Regions from separate parts of the Homo sapiens genome. Here region 1 is linked to region 2. Evidence: read pairs that join two places in POLR2A ChIA-PET (ENCODE). Cell type or tissue: PC-9. All regions are shown on one strand. Each heading gives the region's core, and the rest is flanking DNA. Links, peaks and the distances in the headings are about the cores only.

Region 1 (8,331 bases), core at 266-8,265, 590 kb after region 2:
AGTGAATGAGCGAGTGAATGAGTGAGTGAGTGAATGAGCGAGTGAATGAGTGAGTGAGTGAATGAGTGAGTGAGCGAATGAGTGAGTGAATGAGTGAGTGAATGAATGCGTGAATGAGTGAGTGATTGAAGAGTGAGAGAGTGGGTGAGTGAGGGAGTGAATGAGCAAGGGAGTGAGTGAGTGAGTGAATGAGTAAGTTAGCGAGTGAGTGAGGGAGCGAGGGAGTGAATGAGCGAGGGAGTGAGTGAGTGAACGAGTAAGTGAGCGAGTGAGTGAGCAAGTGAATGAGTAAGTGAGCGAGTGAGTGAGTAAGCGAGTGAATGAGTGAGTGAATGAGTGAGTGAATGAGTGAGTGAATGAGTGAGTGAGTGAGTGAATGAGTGAATGAATGAGGGAATGAGTGAGTGAATGAGTGAGTGAGTGAGTGAATGAGTGAGTGAGTGAGTGAGTGAATGGGTGAGTGAGGGAATGAGTGAGTGAGTGAATGAGTGAGTGAATGAGTGAGTGAATGAGTGGGTGAGTGAATGAGTGAGTGAATGAGTGAGTGAGTGAACAAGTGAATGAGTGAATGAGTGAGTGAGTGAACGAGTGAGTGAGTGAGTGAACGAGTGAATGAGTGAGTGAATGAGTGAGTGAATGAATGAGGGAATGAGTGAATGAATGAGTGAGTGAGCAAATGAGTGAGTGAGTGAATGAGCAAATGAGTGAGTGAGTGAACGAGCGAATGAGTGAGTGAGGGAATGAGTGAGTGAGGGAATGAGTGAGTGAGTGAATGAGTGAGTGAATGAGTGAGTGAGTGAATGAGTGAGTGAATGAGTGAGTGAGTGAATGAGTGAGTGAGTGAGCAAATGAGTGAGTGAGTGAACGAGCAAATGAGTGAGTGAGTGAACGAGCGAATGAGTGAGTGAGTGAGTGAATGAGTGAGTGAGGGAATGAGTGAATGAATGAGGGAATGAGTGAATGAGTGAGTGAGTGAATGAGTGAGCGAATAAGTGAGTGAGTGAACGAGTGAGTGAGGGAATGAGTGAGTGAGTGAACGAGTGAGTGAGTGAGTGAATGAGGGAATGAGTGAATGAGTGAGTGAGTGAATGAGTGAGCAAATAAGTGAGTGAGTGAACGAGTGAGTGAGGGAATGAGTGAGTGAGTGAACGAGTGAGTGAGTGAGTGAATGAGTGAGTGAACGAGTGAGTGAGTGAATGAGTGAGTGAACGAGTGAGTGAGTGAATGAGTGAGTGAATGAGTGAGTGAGTGAGTGAACGAGTGAGTGAGTGAGTGAGTGAACGAGTGAGTGAGTGAGTGAATGAGTGAACGAGTGAGTGAATGAGTGAGTGAGTGAATGAGTGAGTGAATGAGTGAGTGAGTGAATGAGTGAGTGAATGAGTGAGTGAGTGAATGAGTGAGTGAGTGAGCAAATGAGTGAGTGAGTGAACGAGCAAATGAGTGAGTGAGTGAACGAGCGAATGAGTGAGTGAGTGAGTGAATGAGTGAGTGAGGGAATGAGTGAATGAATGAGGGAATGAGTGAATGAGTGAGTGAGTGAATGAGTGAGCGAATAAGTGAGTGAGTGAACGAGTGAGTGAGGGAATGAGTGAGTGAGTGAACGAGTGAGTGAGTGAGTGAATGAGGGAATGAGTGAATGAGTGAGTGAGTGAATGAGTGAGCAAATAAGTGAGTGAGTGAACGAGTGAGTGAGGGAATGAGTGAGTGAGTGAACGAGTGAGTGAGTGAGTGAATGAGTGAGTGAACGAGTGAGTGAGTGAATGAGTGAGTGAACGAGTGAGTGAGTGAATGAGTGAGTGAATGAGTGAGTGAGTGAGTGAACGAGTGAGTGAGTGAGTGAGTGAACGAGTGAGTGAGTGAGTGAATGAGTGAACGAGTGAGTGAGTGAGTGAATGAGTGAGTGAACGAGTGAGTGAGTGAGTAAGTGAACGAGTGAATGAGTGAATGAGTGAGTGAATGAGTGAATGAATGAGGGAATAAGTGAGTGAATGAGTGAGTGAGTGAATGAGTCAGGGAGTGAGTGAGAGAATGAGTGAGGGAATGAGTGAGGGAATGAGTGAGTGAGGGAATGAGTGAGTGAGTGAATGAGTCAGGGAGTGAGAGAGAATGAGTGAGGGAATGAGTGAGTGAGTGAATGAGCAAGTGAGTGAATGAGTGGGTGAGTGAATGAATGAGTGAGTAAATGAGTGAGTGAATGAATGAGCGAAGGAGTGAATGAGTGAGTGAATGAGTGAATGAGTGAGTGAATGAGTGAGTGAGTGAGTGATTGAGTGAAGGAGTGAGTGAATGAGTGAGCGAGCGAGTGACTGAGTGAAGGAGAGGTAGGGGTGAGGGAGGGGAGGCCCAGGCAGGGGCGGGTATTCCCAGCAGGATGTGCTACCTTCTAAGCGGGTCTTGGGTTGGGCCCCAGAGGCTGCAGGTGAGCGCAGGGGAAGAGCACTGCCTGCAGGAGGCTCACCCTGCTGGAGGTCCCGGTTTGAGGCTGAAGCCTCAAACGGTCTGGGGGCCTGGCCGAAGGCAGAGCTGGGCAGACACCATCCCTGCCCTGCCAGGGCTGCCCTGGGCCCCAGGTGGCTCAACACAGCTGGGAACTGAAGGAGGCACCTGGATTTTGAGGGAGACAAACTGCGTGGGTCCTGTCTGAACAGGCTCATTTCAGCACCCAGTGTGTGGGGCAGGGCCCCCATCCCCGGCCATGCTCAGTGGCCAGAATGAGCCCTGAATCGGAGCTAAAGGCAGAGGTGAGGGTCCCAGAGACCCCACATCTCCTTCGGAGGCCAGGCGCCTGGCCCCAGTGTGGAGCTCCAAGCCCCTCCCCCAGCGCCCAGCCACATCCCCTGGGAGGACCAGGGGCCCTGTGATGTGGGGCCACCACCCTCCCCCTGACCCCTGGCATTCAGCCAGGTGGGAGAAGGCCAGCTTGTTCCTCCTGTGGTGCCCCGCCCACATGTCCCTCCCCAGGCTGGGGTGGGCGCAGCCTCATTGGAGCAAACAGTTCCTTCCTTCTTGCCCGTGACTGGGGTCTCAATGTTTCCCTTGCCTCCCATGGGTCCCCCTCACTTTCCCACAAGCACTTATGGCATAAAAATAACTTCTTTGGGAATGGCAGTCCCTGCTGGGCTCATGTGGGCCCCCAGCCTCGGGGACCTCTGACTACAGGCCCCGCCCCAGGCCAGGCCCCTGAACGTTGCTGGGTGGGGAGAGTGCTCCCCAACAGAGCTTCCCGGCTGGGCTTCCTGAGAAGCTGCCTGGTCCAGGCTGCAAACTTGCAGGTGAAGGTCTGCCCCACGGACCCCGGGGAGTGGGATGGGAGGGCGGCCCCTTCCAGCCTCTTCCTTGTCACATTTTACACTCCAGGTTGATGGTGTTCTCAGGGGACATGGCTTGGGACTGACAGCCTCACCCTGTCACTTTGAATCTTCCCGCTATTGTGAATCAGAGTCCCACAGACACAGCCTCCCGCCAGGAAATCAGGGTTCCCCAGCGCAGGGCTCCTGGGCCACAGCGGTGGGGGCGCCCGGCGGCTCGACTGCTGCACCACAGCGGGCTCAGGTTGTATCTGGCTTTTCAGAGAACGTCCCTGCCTCGAAGTTCTCATCACTCAGGAAGAGAAATAGCTAGCCAGCTAGCCCCGGTGTGGGGAGGGGCCCAGAGCCTGGCTCATGCCCCGAGGCCACCCCCACACCCCACCCTCTGGGCCTCAGTGTCCCCCGGCCGTGTTTGTGGGGATTTCAGCAGGAGGTGCTGTCTGGGTGTTTGGTATCCGGGAGGTGCCAGGCCAGCAGCGCAGCGCGATGACTGCATGGTCACGATAGGGATGCCTACGTGCCACACACTCCCATGCTGGAACCGTCAGAGCTGGCTGGTTTCCACCTGTCCAAAACCATCTTAACCAAAGCCCGCGTTCTTGCGCAGATTTACCTCCAGTTTATGGGATTACTTCTTTAGATGCAATCAGCATTTTCTGGAAGACTGGGAACACTTACGGGTCTTTTTTTTTTTTTTTTTTTTTTTTTGAAATGGAGTCTCGCTCTGTCGCCCAGGCTGGAGTGCAGTGGCGCGATCTCGGCTCACTGCAAGCTCCGCCTCCCGGGCTCATGCCATTCTCCTGCCTCAGCCTCCTGAGTAGCTGGGACTACAGGCACCCGCAACCACGCCCGGCTAATTTTTTTGTATTTTTAGTAGAGACGGGGTTTCACCGTGTTAGTCAGGATGGTCTCGATCTCCTGACCTCGTGATCCACCCACCTCAGCCTCCCAAAGTGCTGGGATTACAGGCGTGAGCCACCGCACCCGGCCTTACACTTATGGGTCTTGAAGTCAAAGGAGCCCGCGGTGATGCCGCCAGCACCTGGGGTTTGTCCGAGCCCCGCAGCTCCTCCGGCCCTGGAGCCTGGGCGCTGCTCGCTGGGATCTCTGATCCAGTCTCGCCTCTTTTTGTGTCCATCCGCAGACAAATACCTGTTACGTTCTAGGTGCTGAGGACACAGCGTGAGAGAGAAAAGGACAGACACCTCCTTCTTCCTGGAGCCTGGATGGGGCCGACAGGCACGGGGGAAGCCTCAGCCACTGTCTACTCAGATTTCCACACGCCACTGCCAAGTGGCCTCCTGTTCTCTGTGTCTGTGCCTCCTCTTCTACCTCTTAGAAGGACACCTGTCACTGGATTTAGGGCCCTTCCAGGTACTCCAGGATAATATCATCTGCTGGAGATCCCTACCTCGATCACAACTGCGAAGACCCTAATTCCAAGTAAGTTTCCAGCTGGGCTTTGCGGCGGCTCACACCTGAAATCCCAGCACTGTGGGAGGCCGAGGCGGGCGGATCACTTGAGGTCAGGAGTTCAAGACCAGCCTGGCCAATGTGGTGAAACCCCGTCTCTACTAAAAATACCAAAATTAGCCGGGTGTGGCGGTGGATGCCTGTAATCCCAGCTACTCAGGAAGCTGAGGCATGAGAATCGCTTGAACCCGGGAGGCGGAGGTTGCAGTGAGCCGAGATCGTGCCACTGCACTGCAGCTTGGGGGATAGAGTGAGAGTCTGTCTCCAAAAACAAACAAACAAACAAACAAAAAAACAAGTTTCCATCTGCACATCTGCAGGTTCCGGGACTTGGGAGGTGGACATGGCTCTTGGGGGCCACCATTCACCATTTGGCTCACTGCTCTGGGGAACAAAGGCCCCCAGTTACTCAAGGGGAGTGAGGGGAGTTCCCAGCAGAGCGCTGTGAGCCAAGGGTGGGAGGCCAAGAGGCAGGGACCACTGTGTCCTCTGGAGTGGACGAGGGGGCACTGAGGAGTGGATGAGGGTGTGGCCCTCCTGACAGCCCAGCCTCCGCTGGAAGTGGGGACCCGAGTCCCGGGCTCTGCCCTCTCCTGCCACCCCACAGGGCCTAGGCCAGCCTTGCCACGACCCTAAATCTTCTCGCTACTCCTGCCCTCACCTCAGCCTCTCCGGAGACAGCCTCCTCACCACTACCCTGGCCCAAGTGGGGAAAGCCCCACCACCCTGGGCTCCCAGGATGAGTCAGTTCCCCTCTCCTTGCCAGGCCCAGCTGGCAGTGAGGTCCTTGGCCTGGCACAGCACCTCATGTGCAAACACGGCTTGATGAACGGGCAGGAATGAAGCTTTGGGAGGGAGACTGAACGAGGAGAGAGAGAAGCATGTGGTGGTGAAAATGGAGGGAAGGCAGGGGGCTGGCAGGGGGCTGGCAGGGGGCTGGCAGGGGGCTGGGTGCAGCCCCAGATCTTGTGGAGTCCGGGCCCCAGGCTGGGCAGGCTGGGCAGGCTGGGCCCGCGGCACCTGTTTTTGCACACAAGGCCTGCCCTGACAAGGTGTCCTCTGCCGGATCCCGGGTGACTGTGCCTGTTGGGGGTCCTGCCAGGCCACCCGGTCACCTCCACACCCTGTTATGTCTCTGCAAGCATCGGTGTGTGACAGCGACTGGCAGAGCTGGGCAGGCAGGAGGCCTCTGTCTGGACCCTCAGCCTCTGCCTCGGCTCCTCTTCCAGGTGGCTGGACTTGCTCCCTGATACCCCCAACCTGCAGACACGCGGCCTTGGATTCAAGTGGGGCTGGGCTCCTCGGCCTCTGCCAGGCCACCCCACCCTCCCCCAGCTCCCAGCAGAGGCCAGCAGCCAAAACACTGCAGGCCAGCAGAGCTGGAGATCAGCAGACCCCAGAGGTGTAGACCTCCCGGCTCCAGACCTGGTCCTCCCCGCCCCGCTGGTGGTGCGGCCTCAGGCCAGTCCACTGCCTCTCCGCGCCTTGCCCTTCTCGCCAGGACTCAGGCCCAGCCTTACGAGAGAGGGTAAAACCAGACAACAACGGCAGGTCCTCCACCTGCACCTGGCCCCTCGGACTCCACCTACACCCGGCCCCTCGGAGGTGCCCAATAAACTCCGGTGCTGACGGTTGTGCCTGACACCCCCTGTCTCCTTTTGTGATCTTCCACAGATCACGCTGCTGCTTTGTGCCTCAGTTTCCCCATCTGTACCACAGGGGGCTGGATCAGACATCGCTGAGATCTTTGTAGAGCAGCACAGCTCCGTTGCTGATGTTCTAAGTAACCAAATTGTGTCCCGGACGCTGAGGTGTAACAGCCTTATCAGGGCCGGGCGCGGTGGCTCAGGCCTGTAATCCCGGCACTTTGGGAGGCTGAGGTGGGTGGATCACCTGAGGTCAGGAGTTCAAGACCAGTCTGGCCAAGATGGTGAAACCCCATCTCCATTAAAAATACAAAAATTAGCCAGGCGTGGTGGTGCATGTCTGTAATCCCAGCTACTCAGGAGGCTGTGGCAGGAGAATTGCTTGAACTGAGGAGGCAGAGGTTGCAGTGAGCCGAGATCACACCACTGCACTCCAGCCTGGGTGACAGAGCGAGACTCTGTCTCAAAACAAACAAACAAACAAAACAAAACAAAACAAAAAGCTGCCTCATGAGGACAGACTCGGCCGAGCAGTGGCAGAGCGAGGCCTGTTCACAGATGGGTGTTAGGAAAGGGAGGATGTGGCCCGGCGCGGTGGCTGACGCCTGTAATCCCAGAACTTTGGGAGGCCGAGGCGGGCGGATTACCTGAAGTCAGGAGTTTAAGACCAGCCTGGCCAGCATGGTGAAACCCCGCCTCTACTCAAAAACTACAAAAATTAGCCAGGCATGGTGGTGGCGCATGGCTGTAATCCCAGCTACTTGGAAGGCTGAGGCAGGAGAATCACTTGAACCTGGGAGGCGGAGGTTACAGTGCGCTGAGATCGCGCCACTGCACTCCAGACTGGGCAACAAGAGCGAAACTCCGTCTCAAGAAAAAACAAAACAAAACAAAAAAATCCCCACAGTGGTTAAAACAGAGTGATACTGGCACAAGAATAGGCACGAAGACCAACGGCGCCGAGTCCAGAAACAGACTCAAACAGATAAGGAATGTGGCATGTGACAAAGACAGAATGTCAAATCAGTGATAAAAACAGATCATTCAAAAACCCCTCCACACCTGGGAAGCCGGGGAGCCATCCAGAAAAAATAAAGTTGAATGTCTCACACCTCATACCAAAATAAATTTCAGATGGATCTGAGATTTCAATGTAAAAAATAAAACCACAAAGTCTAGAAAGCAACAGAAGATGCATCTTTAGAAGCTTGAGGCGAGACCTTCCTAAGCATGATGCAAAATACAAAAATCCAACACATAAATTTTTAAAAATAAATTCAATTCCATAGGCTGGGCGCGATGGCTTATGCCTGTAATCCCAGAACTTTAAGAGACCGAGGCGGGTGGACGTTTGAGTTCAGGAGTTTGAGACCAGCCTGGGCAACATGGAGAAACCCTGTTTTTACAAAAAAAAAAAAAAAAGCAAAAATTAGCTGGGCGTGATGGCACATGCCTGCGGTTTCAGTTACCCAGGAGGCTGAGGTGGGAGGATCGCTTGAGCTCAGGAGGCAGAGGCTGCAGTGAGCCGTGATCACACCACTGCCCTCCAGCCTGGGGACACAGCAAGACTCGGCCTCAAATACATAAATAAATGAATTCAACTCCATAAAATAAAATTTCTGCGTAGCAACAACCACATTAAGCAAAGTCAAAGTCTGCTGTTTAGGCAAGCGGGGAAATTCCTTGTGAACTCTATCCCCCTCGAAGGGCTGAATTCTCTCATTTAGAAAGAGCTCTAACAAATCAATAATGAGGTTATAATCCAGCACAGGGAAAAAATGGAAAGCAAAGAATACGAACAGAGCATTCACACGAAAGGAAAAACAAATGCTCCATAAACATGCAAAAAGATGCTCCCCCACTCTTTTTTTTTTTTGTATGTGTGAGACAGAGTCTCGCTCTGT
Region 2 (8,282 bases), core at 283-8,282:
TCCACGGTCCTGGGCTCCTGCAGCCGCCGCCCAGCACCCTCCCACCTCTCCAGCTCTGGCCTGATGCCCTTGCTGGTCCCATGTCCATTGTCGTGGGTTCCTGCAGCTGCCGCCCAGCACCCTCCCACCTCTCCAGCTCTGGCCTGTTTGAGCCGTCCCGTTCAGTGGACATTCCTGCACCCTCCTTGCTCTGGAGAACTCTTGTTTGCCTCAGGGCTTGAAGGAGGAAGTGGCCGGGATTAGGCAGGCGCCAGATGCACAGCCTGTGCCCATCAGGCCTCTGCCCCGCCAAGGAGGGCTGCTTCCGCCTGTGCGGTATCTCCCCTCTAGCCCTGGGCCCTGCCACCTGCTCCACTTCACTCCAAGGCTGTCTGTGCTGCTGTCACAAAAAGAGGGACCCCTCTCCTGAATTCTGGTGGGATGGTCCCGATTGCTCTGATGCCCCCTCAGAGCAAGGTGGCCTTGCCTGGATCCCGCTGTCTGTGGCCACCACCTGGCCCCAGGCTGGGTGTGCCATTGTCCTAACCAGGATACAAACCTGCTGGGCTGGCCTGTCGAGTGTCACTGCCAGCCTGGCTCTGGTACACCTTTTGTTCTGTGTCCTGTGGATTCCATCTCTGGTTGTGTCCTGAAGACAAGGGCGAAGGGTGCATCTCGGGTCACGGTGTCACTCGGCAAGTCAGAGGTCGGAGGACCCCAGCAGGAGGGTGCCTGTCAACAGGCGAGGGGGTCCCTGGTGCCCAGGGCCACTGGGGCCAGACTGTGCCCACCCCCCCCACCCCCCGTGTCCCATGTGTCCTGAGCTGGCAGAAGGCCTGGCCTCCGTTGGCTGTGGGGCAGGTGTTTCCTTTTGCTGCCTGGCGGTTTGCTTGGCAGGTCCAGAGGAGGGGAGGCTGGGAGGGCAGGGGCCTCTCTCCCAGCCTGGAATAGCAGGTGCAGGGAGGAGGCTGAAAGCAACCCTGGCCATGCCGGCCTGCGGTCGACTTCCTTGGGCAACGCTTGTCTTTTCTGCAGAGGGGAAAGCTCCTGGGGGCTCCAACTTCAGTGACACCTTTAGTCTGGAGCCTTGGGGGATGTCTGGGAGGCAGGGCTTGGGGTCCTGCTCAGACAGGGGTGGCCAGTGTCCCCCAGACCTTTCCAAGTTGATGGGGGATTCCCTTGGGTGCCGGCAGCCCTTCTGACCTGAGCTTTGCCAGGGCGTGAGCCAGACCCTCCCAGAAGCAGTGGGGAGGGAGGATGGGTGCAAGCCCACCCCCTTAGCCCTCCTTGGCCCCTTCCTGCCCCAGCCCTGGAGGAAGGTGACCTACAGCCAGCTGGAGCCCAGCCCACATGCTGAGCTGCCGCAGCCCTTATGCTGGGAGGGAGCTGAGGCCGAGGCTGCCTGCCGCCCACCCTGCAAGGTTGCCAGGCCACCGCACCCACATCGGGGCCTGGAGTGCTGCCCACCCCCTTTCACTGTGAAGGATTTGGCTGGGCGCAGTGGCTCACACCTGTAATCCCAGCACTTTGAGAGGCCGAGGCGAGCGGATCACAAGGTCAGGAGATCGAGACCATCCTGGCTAACACGGTGAAACCACTGAAGGACTGCCCGTAAGACCAGGCCAGCCCCACTGCTGCCTCTGCCTCAGAGCTGGCCTGAGCTGGCTGGGCTCTCAGGCCTCTGCCCACCCTACCTGTCCCATTCCCAGAGCTGCTTGGCCATGGCTCCTTGAATTGCGGTGCCCAAGGGCAAATGACACACTGGCATTGTGAGCCCCCCCACCCCCACCTCACAGTCCTACTGTGAAGTCAGCACCTTCCAACAGTTCCGTCAGAGGTGTGCAGTGGGGCCAGGGCTGGACATGGCCCCCGGTCCCTGGCCTGTGTCCTGCCTGCGTGGTGGCCCCTTGGGCCTCACATATTTGTCCCTTCTGCTCATCCCTGCTGCAGGTGCCTCCTCCTGCCCCCGCACTCCACTCCCAGCCATGGCTCCCCTTCCCCAGGCAAGGTGGGAGCTCTGGTGTCCTTCTGGTGGCTACCAGGGCAGGGGCAGACTTGGGGGCCCTCTGCAGGCAGGTGACCGGCCCATGGCCATGTGGCCCTGTCTCTGCAGCTGGAACCTACTGTGAATGCAGCCTTGGCCTCAGCCGCGAGGCCCTCATCGCCCTCCTTGTGGTGCTGGCGGGCATCAGTGCCAGCTGCTTCTGTGCCCTCGTCATCGTGGCAATTGGTGTCTTGCGGGCCAAGGGGTGCGTGAACCCTGGGGCCGGGAGAGGATGGGAGTGAGGCCAGGCTGGCTGCCCTGGGCCCTTGGTCTTGCAAGAAGGGCTTTACCCCCTGGGTGGGCTGTCACCTGGGGTAGGAATGGCGTTTCCTAGGCGTGTGCTGGGGGAGCTCCGGGGGCCCAGCACTGTTCCAGGACTCATGTTGGCCTTCGTCCCCTCAGTGAAACATGCCCGAGACAAGTGGACAACAGGTGAGCACCAGGGAGGCCCTCGAGGGAGGCACGCTGTCTCAGGGGAGGCCCTTGGCGGGGGGAGCTATCCCAGGGGAGTCCCTGGAGGAGGAGGGGTGCTGTCCCTGGAGGAGGAGGGGTGCTGTCCCTGGAAGAGGAGGTGTGCTGTCCCAAGGGAGGCCCTTTGTGGGGGTGCACTGTCCCAGACGCCAGCCTGTCCTGGGGGAACAAGGACTCTACCAGCTCGTGATGACCCGGCCCGTCATGCAGGTTGGTGGAGAATTTTGGGGTCCAGGAAGATCTCATGGACCTGCACCCGGTTTACGTGGAGTCCCAGCTAATGGACGCTGACCTGGAGGTCTCCCTGGTGCCACCACTAGAGGATCAGAGCCTTGTGGCCATCCCCATGGAGGCTTCTTCAGAGGAGCCGCCACCACCCCCGCCCCTACCACCTGAGTAGAGGGCTGAGGGCAGCTGGGGGAGGGGAATTAAAGCGTATTTAGTGGCTGTGCACTGTCCTCCCTGCAGGCCCTCCTGAGGGCAGCTGGGGGAGGGGAATTAAAGCTTGTTTAGTGGTTGTGCACCGTCCTCCCTGCAGGCCCTCACACCCCTCACGGCTGCATCATGGGGGGTGCACGCGCATATGGGTCTCATCAAAGCAGAGTGCCCAGGCCCCACAGCAAGTTCCCCTGTTCCTCTGCCCCCTGGCAGTAAGCCATACCCCTAATGTTTCCACCTTCTCTGCCACAGCTGGTCAGCCCGGCTCCTTCCTGCACCCAGCTTTGGAAAGCCCCTAGAACAGGACCTGCAACTGGCAACTGTGAAGGGCGCTGGGTTTAACAGCAGGACTTGGGCTGATACCCCTGCCCCACTGCACTGGTCTGTACCTCTATCCCAGGAGAGTCCTGGGGGGGAGGGGTGGGGCAGGCACGCCTCTCCTGCCTCGGGTGTGCTGTCTCCCTCCACCCCAAGGCCTGTCTCCAACCCAGGCCCTATCCAGCATGGGAATGGGACCATCCCTGCGTGGGGGCCACTCCGCATGTGCACGTTGGGATCACTTTGCGGAGCCTGGGTGGGGTCGAGACGGGTGAGGAGCAGGACCTCTGGGTTGCATTGCGTGTGGGCGCCTGTTGCAGCCGTGAGCTGGGCGGGTGCAGGTGGGCGGTGTCCTGCTGCTCAGGTCAGGGCTCGGCGGGCGCCCGGTGGTGGACAAGGCGGGGTGAGGTGGTCTTGATAGCGCTGTGGCCGGCGCTGAGCCAAGAGTAGTTTGGAGCTCCCGGACAGGTGGCTGGCGGTGCCGGGCGTTGGCTGTTTGCCCTGCCCCCGCCCCAAGCGTGGATCCAGCCGTGGGACAGGAACTGCCTGAGCTCGGGCCAGAGAGTTAATATTTGTGCAGGCGCCGCAGGAACGGGCTCCGCGGACGACGGGCTCCAGGGACGCACAGGCAGCGGGCCTCCCACCGCGGGTGCCGGGGGCGGGGGGGCTGCCCCCATGCGGGGCCCTTCCTGGTCGCGGCCTCGGCCGCTGCTGCTGCTGTTGCTGCTGCTGTCGCCTTGGCCTGTCTGGGCCCAGGTGTCGGCCACGGCCTCGCCCTCGGGGTCCCTGGGCGCCCCGGACTGCCCCGAGGTGTGCACGTGCGTGCCGGGAGGCCTGGCCAGCTGCTCGGCACTCTCGCTGCCCGCCGTGCCCCCGGGCCTGAGCCTGCGCCTGCGCGCGCTGCTGCTGGACCACAACCGCGTCCGTGCGCTGCCGCCAGGTGCCTTCGCGGGAGCGGGCGCGCTACAGCGCCTGGACCTGCGCGAGAACGGGCTGCACTCGGTGCATGTGCGAGCCTTCTGGGGCCTGGGCGCGCTGCAGCTGCTGGACCTGAGCGCCAACCAGCTGGAAGCACTGGCACCAGGGACTTTCGCGCCGCTGCGCGCGCTGCGCAACCTCTCATTGGCCGGCAACCGGCTGGCGCGCCTGGAGCCCGCGGCGCTAGGCGCGCTCCCGCTGCTGCGCTCACTCAGCCTGCAGGACAACGAGCTGGCGGCACTCGCGCCGGGGCTGCTGGGCCGCCTGCCCGCTCTAGACGCGCTGCACCTGCGCGGCAACCCTTGGGGCTGCGGGTGCGCGCTGCGCCCGCTCTGCGCCTGGCTGCGCCGGCACCCGCTGCCCGCGTCAGGTGAGCTGCTGGGGACGCGGGTCGGGGTCTGCAGGGCGGTGCGGCAGCCGCCACCTGACGCCGCGCCTTTGTCTGTGTCCCACAGAGGCCGAGACGGTGCTCTGCGTGTGGCCGGGACGCCTGACGCTCAGCCCCCTGACTGCCTTTTCCGACGCCGCCTTTAGCCATTGCGCGCAGCCGCTCGCCCTGCGGGACCTGGCCGTGGTTTACACGCTCGGGCCGGCCTCCTTCCTCGTCAGCCTGGCTTCCTGCCTGGCGCTGGGCTCTGGGCTCACCGCCTGCCGTGCGCGCCGCCGCCGCCTCCGCACCGCCGCCCTCCGCCCGCCGAGACCGCCAGACCCGAACCCCGATCCCGACCCCCACGGCTGTGCCTCGCCCGCGGACCCGGGGAGCCCCGCCGCTGCCGCCCAAGCCTGAGCGGCCGCGGCCGCCTGGAGCGCTCGAAGCTTCCCCCATGCCTTTGCCCTCCCTTTACACTGTCTGCCGGCGTCAACAAGCGACACAGACCGAAAACTGCGTGACATTCCTTTAGGCATCACCACTGCATACACCGGGAGGTGGGGGTTGGGCGGTGCGCGCCTGCACCCTGGGGACGGAGGGGCAGAGCGCGGCTGCGCACGGGCCGCACGGGGAAGGCACGCGCTCGGGCCCTGGGAGTGCTGGTTCTGTACAAGGTGGCGGGCCGGTCACGCACCCGGAGCGAGGGCGGGGGCGGGCGGGTGGCGCTCTCCCGTGCCCAAGGTGCAGGGCAGGGTTGAAGACAGTCCCGAGCCAGCGTCCGGGGACCCCCGGGGAGGCCCGTTCTGGGCTGCAGGCCGGACGAGGAGAGGAGGGGCTCAGCCCTCTCGAGTCTGGAGGAGGCGGCCCGAGGCGGCGGGAGGCGCTGCCAGCTGGGAAGTCAGGGACGGCCGTGGGGGAGGGCAGGGCCAGCCCCGGCGTGTGGGGTCAAGGGGCAGACGGGGTGTGGGTGGGCGGTGCCGCAAGAAGAGGGGAGGGTGGAGCTCAGGCTGCAGAGGAGCGCAGGCGCCCGAGGAGGGGCGACCCAGCCAGCTGGGGCCATGGGCCCCACTGTGGCTCAGGCTGGTGCTGCGGGAAGGATGGGGCTGCCGTCTCTGCTCCAAGCCCCTCCGCCTGGGGCCAGTTAGCCCCCGCTCCCCACTGCTCAGAGACCCCAGGGCCCTGCCTCTGCCGGAGCGCCCTGCGGCCCTGCCCAGCCGACTCAGCTCTGCCCCGTCCTCAGCCGCTCCGGTCCGCACCTTGGTCCAGCAGGGGCTGCCCGCCAGGCAGCGGGGTGGGCGGGCGGACGGACGGGAGGCCCAGGGTGGGCAGTCTCTGGGGCGGGTGGGCTTCCCTCAGGCCTTCCCGAGCAGCAGGACCCATCAGTGTCCTTGGCCGGGCTAACTGGGCAGGTGGGCGCCTCCGGGGGCCTCACACCACGGTGCTGACCGAGGGATCTGAGAGGTTGAGCGGGCCCGTGATATCAGTGGGATGGTACTGCTGCAAAATAGAAATACACAGACAAGGCGCCCGTTAGCCCCACGCTGGGGGCACGCGCGGGGCCGGGACGGGGTGGACCGGCCAGCCGGCCAACCGGCGGGCGGGCAGGCGCAGCCTGGGGGAGGCTGGGGGTGCTCCTCCCCCGACCCCGTGGTGCTCCGGGGCTCTGCGTGGGCCGGGCCGCTGTCCCGTCCGTCTGTCTGTCTGTCTGCGGGGGAGGGGGCAGAGGAGGGCGGGCGGGGAGTCTCAGCTCTCCCTATGACGGGAACACAGCTGCAGCTGGCCCTCCTCCCTCTCAATAGCGCGTCGCGGCAGCACTGTGTCTTTTTGGTTTTGCAAAGCGCCGCGTCCACCCCCGGTGCTCTATAAATAAGAACCAACAATCAATACCCGCTGGCCCCGCCGGCCGCCAGGGACCCCAGCCCTCAGCGCCCAGTGCCGCCCTGGCCCGGACCGGCCACAGGACAGGGGCAGGGGATCTCCGCAGCCGGACTGACCCCACCCTACCCAAAGGAGCCCCCCACCCACGCCTCCCTCTGAATAAGCTCGCAGCCCCAGAGACCAGGTGGGAGCTGGGCTGCCCTCCCCTGCCCAGACCCCCAGCTGGCAGTGCCCCCCACAGTTCAGCCTTGCAGGGCGGGGCCAGCCCCAGATGCCACGTGATGCCAGAACTGGCCCCAGAGGACGGTCCCTGGTGCCCAGAGAGGCTCGGGTGAGGGTTCCGCTGGGAACATGTCCCTGGGAGGGCACCATGAGGGTCTCTGAGCTGCACCTGGCCTCGCTCCAGGCAGGGCCCTGGGACCCAGTGTCACCCTCTGAAAGTGGCCCATCACCTGCACGACATTTGTGCTTGCCCCCCGTGGCTGCCTGCCCCAAATCGCTGTTTCTCCTGTCTGCCTGGACACCCCCTCTTCCCCAGCCTGCCCAGCCCACGATCCCTGCGCTATTCCCCCTCCCTGTTCCCTGCGGGACTCCTGGCTCAGACTTTGCAGCATCAGCTCTGCCCGCTTTCCGCAGCAGAGGTGGCTCCAGGAATGGTGCTTCCACCTGCTCCTTGAGCCTCCAGTGGCCCCCAGGCCTACAGGCTCTCACTGTCCACCCATCCTGCATGCCAAGTCCCTTCCCCAGGAAGCTGAGCAGCCAGGCCTCATGGGTCCCTCTTGGGGCACCCTGGTGGCTTCATCTCGGGATTTGGCTTGCTTGATGCCAAGTCCTGTCTGTGCCCTGGAGGTCTGCCCCGCTTCCAGTGCACTGAGGGGCAGGTGGCTGCAAATCGCACTTCCTCCCCCGGGCGTAAGCTTCTCTCTGGTGATGCTGCTTATGGGCTGGGGGCTTCCTGTGGGCCAGACTGGTCCCTGGACTGCAGGGTGGCCACGGGGCTGAGGTCTCCGCTGCCTCTCTGGGCAGCCCCTCCCCACCATGGTGCCTGGGCCTGGGGTGCCTCTAGCAAGGCTGGGTTCGCTCTGGGGGCCTCTGGTCCGAGTGTGCATATCCGCTACAGGGACAAGCTGCCCCGAGCAGGAGGTGGGGGATTCTGGGCTCCAAAGGGCAGAAGGCCTGGCTCTTTGGGGTGGGCCTTGTGGGGTTGCTGGGGTCAGGAGCTGAGGTGGTCGTTTCCCTTCCAGAGGCCTCCCTGTCTGGGAACCTCAGTGTCGTCCTGGGCTCTGCAGGCCAGGGCTTGTGGGGCCGCCCCTACCCATTCTCAGACCCTCTGGGAGCTGCCGCCACACCTCCTGCAGGGCCCCCGCTCAGCCTGGGGTGGGAGCCACCCCTTTTGGTCCCACCCCACTCCCTGCCTGACAGTCCCCTGTGGCCGGGGCCAGTTCCAACTCCAGGCCCCAGCCGTCCACCCAGACGGACCCAGGCCCGGCCCCCAGCCCCCGGCCCACACAGAGACCACATGAAGATGCAACACGCATGGCTCTGGTGAGACAGGTGAGACAGGTGTCTGGGGGGCGGGGCCAGTGGCCAGACAGACGGACGGGATGGGACATCACAGCCACCCCCTCCAGGGCCGTCGCAGGGGCGAAGTGAGGGCGGCGGGCCCCTCTGGGAGAGGCGAGAGAAACGGGGACATAACAGAGAAGTGGTGTGGCCTCCCGGCAGCTGAGGAGTCCAGGATGGGGCCACGCTGGGCTCCCAGGGCCCCAGACCTGGCCCCGAGAGGTGGTGTGGCTGACTGACTGA

Evidence for each region. Peaks named below come from ENCODE experiments on the same cell type or tissue, not always from the same donor. Only the 100,000 strongest peaks of a DNase experiment are listed, where the experiment ranks them.
Region 1: POLR2A ChIA-PET joins it to region 2 with 5 read pairs; 2 of 35 experiments call an interaction of 5 or more read pairs at or near these places.

What each region holds. Positions count from the first base shown.
Region 1 is chr9:136,573,644-136,581,974 of GRCh38, reverse strand. LOC124902311 (a long non-coding RNA gene) reads left to right here and starts at 4,298. Exons shown (of 2, transcript XR_007061866.1): 1 at 4,298-4,751; 2 at 6,011-6,423. RefSeq lists enhancers at 2,659-3,185, 5,226-5,345, 8,008-8,331, 8,080-8,331. In PC-9, for the core only: no CTCF peak of the experiment used is centred there; DNase peaks (open chromatin) are centred at 3,874 and 5,534; H3K4me3 peaks cover 909 bases; H3K27ac peaks cover 1,636 bases.
Region 2 is chr9:137,165,587-137,173,868 of GRCh38, reverse strand. It overlaps GRIN1 (glutamate ionotropic receptor NMDA type subunit 1), which reads right to left. Exons shown (of 20, transcript NM_007327.4): 20 at 5,113-6,458. The coding sequence ends at 6,342. It overlaps LRRC26 (leucine rich repeat containing 26), which reads left to right and starts at 3,818. Exons shown (of 2, transcript NM_001013653.3): 1 at 3,818-4,598; 2 at 4,684-5,111. The coding sequence starts at 3,926. The coding sequence ends at 5,015. TMEM210 (transmembrane protein 210) reads left to right here and starts at 1,813. Exons shown (of 4, transcript NM_001282477.2): 1 at 1,813-1,929; 2 at 2,093-2,228; 3 at 2,426-2,455; 4 at 2,705-3,011. The coding sequence starts at 1,842. The coding sequence ends at 2,894. MIR3621 (microRNA 3621) reads left to right here and starts at 4,599; the gene lies at 4,599-4,683. It also overlaps LOC124902315. RefSeq lists silencers at 4,106-4,165, 4,326-4,845, 5,086-5,195, 5,426-5,545 and an enhancer at 5,315-6,179. In PC-9, for the core only: no CTCF peak of the experiment used is centred there; DNase peaks (open chromatin) are centred at 538 and 4,308; H3K4me3 peaks cover 2,241 bases.